2 separate regions of the Homo sapiens genome follow, and region 1 is linked to region 2. Evidence: chromatin contacts called from ENCODE Hi-C or POLR2A ChIA-PET data. All regions are on one chromosome and are shown on one strand. The core of a region is the stretch at or near the end of the contact, and the rest is flanking DNA. Distances in the headings are between cores, read along the strand shown. Region 1 holds the start of XRCC2 (X-ray repair cross complementing 2). Region 2 overlaps CUL1 (cullin 1).

Region 1 (3,717 bases), core at 577-3,076, 4.0 Mb before region 2:
ATTGATTTACTATGTGAGGAAATATTTACTTTGTATAGAAGTGTGTGGAATTGGACGAGGGGGTTGACCTACACATGTGGTTTGGTATACACATATCCTCATTACAGAGGGTGTAATGAAGATATAGGTGGTTCAGCACCATAGGAAAGGGAAAAAAGAAAAAAAAAAGACGGTAGAGGTGGCCTCCCAAGCATCCACTCCCACTCCTCTTGTTAATGATTCACAATTTGTTGTTATTGTTGTCATTTACTGTTCTCCACACCTTTCCACAAGGCCTGTGTGCTTTGAAAAAATATGTCTCTACTCCGGATAGAAGTGGGGCACACAGGGCCAGGCGCGGTGGCTCACGCCTGTAATCCCAGCACTTTGGGAGGCCGAGGCAGGCAGATCACAAGGTCAGGAGTTCGAGATCAGCCTGGCCAATATGGTGAAACCCCATCTCTACTAAAAATACAAAAATTAGCCTGGCGTGGTGGCACGTGCCTGTAGTCCCAGATACTTGGGAGGCTGAGGCAGAAGAATCACTTGAACCCGGGAGGCAGAGGTTGCAGTGAGCCGAGATGGTACCACTGCACTCCAGCCTGGGCGAGAGTGCAATGAGACTCCGTCTCCAAAAAAAAAAAAAAAAAGAAAAAAAGAAAAGTAAGTGGGGCACACGATTCAGGCCTAAGCTAACCAGACCAACCTCATTCCTGATGGTTGTTAATGTTTCAGATACGGGCCCGCAGCCCTACGTAGAGAAGAGGCCAAGGTAGAAAACATGAATCTGAGGTAAAAAGAAATGAGGTACTTGTTTGCCTCATCAAGCCTCTCAATTAAACTAACCTTGAAGCCTGTCTTACCTTTGGACTTCTAGTGATGTCACCCGGTAAAGCCCATTTGTTTCAGGACGTAAGAGTTGGGTTTTCTGTGACTTGGAACCAAAACCATTCCAATTTACAAAATGAGCAACTTTAATATTACCCATGAGAAATACTTCATTGGTATATGCTCTTTCCTAGCGTTTTTGAAAACTAAACTAGGTGGGTGAAAAGTATATCTTTGCATGAAACTTTTTCATTCCAGAAAACATTTTGTCATCTTGATAATAATGGCCAATGCTACTATATCCAAATTTTTGTCTTTTTTTTTTTTTGAGACAGAGTCTCGCTCTGCCGCTCAGGTGTGATGGCGCGATCTCGGCTCACTGCAACCTCTGCCTCCCTGGTTCAAGCGATTCTCCTGCCTCAGCCTCCCTGAGTAGCTGGGATTACAGGCATGCGCCACCACACCTGGCTAATTTTTGTATTTTTACTGTAGACGGGGTTTCACCATTTTGGCCAGGCTGGTCTCGAACTCCCGACTTCCAGTGATCCTCCTGCCTACCTCAAAAAGCAACTTGATAAATCCACAGGCTCGGTATATTTTAAAAATTCTTTTAAATACAGTATACTTTTCTCTTTTTTTCCAGAATTAACCATGAATCGCACACACAGCCAGAGGCTTTTAACCCGAGAACGGACAAAGGGGCCTGCTTGTGCAATACAATTATTTTTAATGGTTAAACAAATTAATACATAAGACCAGCTTTACCTAATATAATAATAACGAACCAAAGTTTACAACAGACAAGAAAAGCACCAGCTGTCCCCGCCACCCCGGAGCGATCTCCAAGGGGACGCGGGAGAGCGCCGCGGGGGACGCGGAAGTCTGACGTCACAGGAACTGGGGGCGGGGCGGGGAGGCCCGCACACCCTATTGCGCATGCTCCCGCCTCCCCGGCCGCGGCCTGGCGCAGTGCGCACGCGCGCGGGTGGGCGGGTTTGACTGGCCGTAGAGTCTGCGCAGTTGGTGAATGGCGTTGGTGGCGGGAAAGTTGAGTCTCTCCTGCGCCGAGCCTTCGGGGCGATGTGTAGTGCCTTCCATAGGGCTGAGTCTGGGACCGAGGTGAGAGCCGCCGGGTTGGGAGTGAGGGAGATGGGAACAAGGCCGCCGGTGGGCGAGGGGAGCCGAGGGAACCCGGGGGATTGGGAGGCTTGGGGCGGCGCGGCCTGGCCGGGCTGGGACCGGCCTCTCGGCCTAGACGCCCGCGATGCTGGCACCCTCTGCCACCTCTCACCTGGGCCCCAGGGGTCCGCCCCTGGGCAGCCTGGAGTCCTCCGAGGTGGGAGGACCGGGCGGAGGTGGAGGAAGTCTTTCTTTGGAAGACTTGCTGCCTGCCCAGATCGATATAACATACGAGGTCTCTCCTCCCAAGAGTTATGGTCTAAAAACCCCTCACAAATTAACTACCGTTGGAAATGTCAAGCTATGCAAGAAAAGCTAGAAAAGGGGAGGGGTCGCCCGTTGGAGCATTTGGAGCTTTTCTGGAACAGGTGGTGTTTGCGGAGGTTGCCTCACCTCCCTGTAGCCCACGTGTCTCTGCTTAGGGCAGCTGGCCCTCGCCACCCCCTAGTATTCGTTTCCAGCCCAGGTAGCTCCAGAGCCACACAAGCCGGTGGATGCCCCTCAAGAATTGAACCAAGTGTCCAGCACTTACTGTGTGTCAACTACGTGTTAAGGGATAGGAGTAAGCAACAAAAGACATAACTTCTGCCATTAAAGAACTAGTAAGGGAGGCTGCTGTAAGAATTACAGTATTGCACAAAAGTTTGTTGTCCATTAGAGGGGCGGGCATCATGGAAGATGCAGGAGGAGATGACTGAAGTTTCAAGGACCATTTGAAATGGTTTGGCAAGGAGAGGATGACATTCAGAGCGGAGACAGTCGGGAGTACATGGATTCTGAATTAAGCAAGAGCATGGCTAATTTAGATAACTGCAAGTATTTCTGTAAAATTGGAACAAAGGGAGTGAGGGACAATAGGTTGGGAAGTAAGCGCTGAGCAGTGGGCAGGGTATGAAGGATCTTTTATGCAGATGAGAGAGGAAGCAATCTCAAAAGAGTCAGCAAACATTTTTGTGGAGGGCCATGTGGTAAATATTTAGGCTTTGCAGGCCATGCCGTTTCTGTCACAGCCACTCAACTCTGCTGTTCTAATGGGAAGGCAGTCATAGATAAATAAAGGCACATGGCAGCGTTCCAATAAAGCTTTGTTTTTTGGATTTAGCCTGCTGGCCATAGTTTGATAATCCCTGTTCCTAAAGAGTAGAACCACTGCTTAGTATAAGAACGGCTACAGTTATAAACCATAGATATATATATATTTAAAAATATATTTATATATAATATATATTTAAAAATATATTTATATATAATATATATTTAAAAATATATTATATAAATATATATTTAAAAATATATTTATAATATAGATTATATAGAAAGTATATAATACATATAAACATATTTTTTATATATAAATATATATTTTTTTGAGATGAACTCTCGCTCTGTTGCCCAGGCTGGAGTGCAATGGTGCCATCTCAGCTCACTGCAACTTCCGCCTCCCGGGTTCAAGCGATTGTCCTGCCTCAGCCTCCCAAGTAGCTGGGATTACAGGCACACGCCACCACACCCAGCTAACTTTTGTATTTTTAGTAGAGACAGGGTTTCGCCGTGTTGGCGAGGCTAGTTTCGAACTCCTGACCTCAGGTGATCCGCCTCAGCCTCCCAGAGTGCTGGGATTACAGGTGTGAGCCACTGCGCCCGGCCAAAACCTTATATTTAAATGATTATTTGAAACCCAGGTTAAGGTCCGATGATTTTTGCAATCAGAACAAGCCTTGTATCCAAAAA
Region 2 (3,560 bases), core at 971-3,470:
AGTTGATACTTGAATAAGTAATAGAGGAAGGTCCTTTTAAATCCTAAAAAATCCACACACAAGCACTAAATGCCTTAAATATTGCTCAATTCAGAAATGAATCTTAATTAAGTCAACATCTATATTCTTCCTATTTTACTACATGACTTCCAAGTAAGATGCCACAAGCGTCACTGGTATAAATTGCTCCGGAAAACCTGAAAACTTACAGAAAATCACAATCACATTATATTTAACAGGTGTTATAAAGACTGCCCAGTTTGTCCAAATAAACTAGTTTTAACTGCTGAGGACTGAGTATCAGTTCTCAGTTTCAGCACAATGCTTTTACTCAATTACCTAGATTAAATCATGCTTACTCAATGGTCTAGATTGGTACTTGCGTGTATTTTGTTTCCAAGTACTTGCATTCACTTTAGGGCAAGAAAAAACGGTATTACATTTGATCATGATCATCTACACCACACATGCTTTTCAAACTGAGGGCTGCAATTCATTATTGTGTAGATCATGAAACCAACTTAGTAAAAGGGAACTGGAACTTTTTAAAAAATCAAATAAAGAAAAAGAGCTCATAGAATGTAACAAGGTTAAGTATTACTCAGTGCATTTTTTTTTCCCAGTTATGTCTGTGTGGGTGCTGGGTTATCCCACAAAAAATATTTTACTAAAGAAATAATTCAAGAGGCACTGATTGACAGTACACAGTGACAAATTGCAAACAGCTAATATGGAAATGCGTGGGATGTCTGTGAACTTCACAGTTCTGGCTCCACAAGTCACTGGCAGTGTGAGCTTGGTCAGATTCCTTAACTTCTGCGCCTGTATTTCATCATCTGTACTAGAGATAATACTGTAGTACCTGTTGTATAAGGTGGCTATGAGGAATAAGTGAGTTACGAAAATAAAATGCTTAGCAGAGTCCTTGACACACGGTAAGCATTTGCTACTATTCATGTTAACACTACTATAAAGGGTTTCTAATATCTATGCAATTCCTAAGATAGTATTTAAATGTTAAACCACCCATGCTTATTTTTGAAGTCAAAATGAAGTAAATTAACGTTACCTGAAAACTCCACAATACCTTTGATAACTGATGACACCAGAGGTGGCACTTCTCTAAAATTCCCACCAAAATGTAACTTTCAGCACAGGGTGGAGGAATCCTTTGTATCGGGACAGACCTGGGGATCCAGCCTAAGCTGTGACAGAGTTAAATTTTCCTTGAAATATCACTCTATCTTAAAATTCACATGAATCTTTCATTCTACCATGAAATACATGTTTAACAGAATACTTTAAAACACCAGCTCCACAGGACTTCCTAGCTCTCTTGCTAGTGAATGAATGGGATGCTGTTGTATGAAACCCACTGACTTTGGAAAAGCCGCTACTGGAGAGCTTTCACTGCACATCAGCATCCAAAAAGTTTCTCTTCTGTCTTGGCACCACTGTATTTTCAGAACCCAGCTTAACACAAATACAAAGATACAAACAGCAAGCCATTCTGCCCTCCTTTTAGAGGGCCTGTGGAAGTGGTGCCCCAGGGAAACATCCTCAGGCCACTAAGCGTGGAAGGCCAGATGTGCACCTCCTGGCAGGTCTCTCCCTCTCCCAGTGAGGTGTGCACGTGAGGTCCACTTCCGTAAAGGATGCCCTTAGTCAACCACAAACGCTATTAACTCCCATTTAGATGAACAATCTCAATTCACAGTTCCCACAATCCTCTTCAACTAATTTCCAAATTTCCCTCATGTGTGGTGAACCGTTTGCCCTGCAGTTGATTGTGGGGCCTTGAATAAGTATCTGCTCAATAAGCAGATTTTGGAAGCTAGTGTATCACTAAGTGAACATGAATCTATTCATCAATAAGACACCCCTTTCTATTATTTTTCTTTCGACTAAGATAATTTAACCCTGAGTCGAAAACTCTGATCAGTAATTTTCCCTAGCTGAGCAAACTTTCAAATACACTTCCCGTTTCACTACAAACTGGTTCAAAAGGAGAAACGGCGCTACCGTGCTCTTTATTTGATTTAGGGCTTTTATGTTTTTTGTTTTAAAGACAATTTACCACTTTAACCGCTCTCCTGAAGGAACTGGGCACAGTTAAGCGACACCTCTTTCTGGTAAGATGCTCCTGACACATGTCCCCCGTGGTCCCTGAACCACTCAAGGCTCACAGTGAGTGATGTCACCCACCGCACCTGTGGTTCCACCTGTCAGATTTGCACCCCCATTCTCTGCACATATGTTCAATGCTGCATTTGCTAAAAAGCATCTTGCTGAAAATTTCCTTACTAGCTATTACAACATCAAGTACTAAGAACTTTTTAGTATTTTCCGAAATTATGGACACTGGGGAGAGAGTATGAGGAGAAACATATATGCACAGAAGTGTACATTTAAATCAGTCAAGAATAAATAATTTGGAAAAACAGTTTCTCAATGATTTGAGTATGTCTTCTGAGCTCACAAAAATCTGTAACTCGATGACAACATTCAATAAGAAGCAGGGTTCTTTTGGGAAGGGGACTTTTTAAATTTTGCTTCCCACTCTGTCTCAAAACAATCTGGCCATACCTATAATAAAGGAGAAAATGTGGGCTGGGCACGATGGCTCCTGCCTGTAATCTCAGTACTTTGGGAGGCCGAGGCGGGCAGATCACCTGAGGTCAGGAGTTCGAGACCAGCCTGACCAACATGGTGAAACCCGTCCCTACTAAAAACACACAAAAAAAATTAGCCGGGCATGGTGGTGGGCGCCTTTAATCCTAGCTACTTGGGAGGCTGACGCAGGAGAATTGCTTGAAAACCAACCAGAAGGCGGGGGTTGCAGTGAGCTGAGATCGTGCCATTGCACTCCAGCCTAGGAGACAACAGCGAAACCCCAACCAAAAAAAAAAAAGGAGAAAATGTGGTAAAACCTGTAGCATCAGCTTCACTTATGATTCCGAAACAGCAGTAAGCCTCTAGACATTTACATTTGCTCGTATTTTTTCTGAGACGGAGTCTCGCTCTGTCCGCCCAGGCTGGAATGTAGTGGCGTGATCTCGGCTCGCCACAACCTCCGCCTCCCGGGTTCAAGCGATTCTCCTGCCTCAGCCTCCTGAGTAGCTGGGATTACAGGCATGCACCACCATGCCTGGCTAATTTTGTATTTTTAGTAGAGACGGGGTTTCTACATGTTGGTCAGGCTGGTCTCGAACTCCTGACCTCAGGTGATCCGCTCGCCTTGGCCTCCCAAAGTGCTGGGATTACAGGCGTACCGCGCCCGGCCCACTGGTATTTTTTATAGTAATGCCCCTAGTCAAGATGCACCTTTCTTTGTAGTTACAAAATTTTCTAGTCAATTTCCCTCATGGTCTGTACAATTTGTATTTATTTGTCACCCTAAGAGTGGTGGGTTTTGGAGGTTATTGCTAAGGGGCAGAGACACAAAAGCATCAACAATAACTTAAACCCATATTTTACTTATTTATTTTTGACACAGGGTTTCACTCTGTCACTCAGGCTGGAGTGAAATGGTGCCACCTCGGCTCACTGCAACATCTCCC

What was found. Hi-C counts contacts between places; a loop is a spot of excess contacts on that map. ChIA-PET counts read pairs that join two places held with the same protein, here RNA polymerase II (POLR2A).
Region 1: a map with no recorded cell type shows a loop between it and region 2 (4-fold over the local background). The contact joins the promoter of XRCC2 here to the enhancer-like site in region 2. A Hi-C loop is called at or near these places in 1 of 37 single-sample maps with no recorded cell type. POLR2A ChIA-PET finds 5 or more read pairs at or near these places in 1 of 52 experiments (AG04449).

Annotation. Positions count from the first base shown.
Region 1 is chr7:152,674,250-152,677,966 of GRCh38, reverse strand. It overlaps XRCC2 (X-ray repair cross complementing 2), which reads left to right and starts at 1,826. Exons shown (of 3, transcript NM_005431.2): 1 at 1,826-1,926. The coding sequence starts at 1,888. RefSeq lists silencers at 1,580-2,049, 2,350-2,439 and an enhancer at 1,505-2,349.
Region 2 is chr7:148,710,016-148,713,575 of GRCh38, reverse strand. The region is part of intron 1 of CUL1 (cullin 1); the gene reads right to left. Among named protein-coding and RNA genes, the nearest start is that of CUL1, 13 kb to the right of the region's middle. Within about 2 kb of position 2,220, at least 2 of the 41 ENCODE cell types and tissues checked have a DNase peak (open chromatin) inside an H3K27ac peak, as active enhancers do.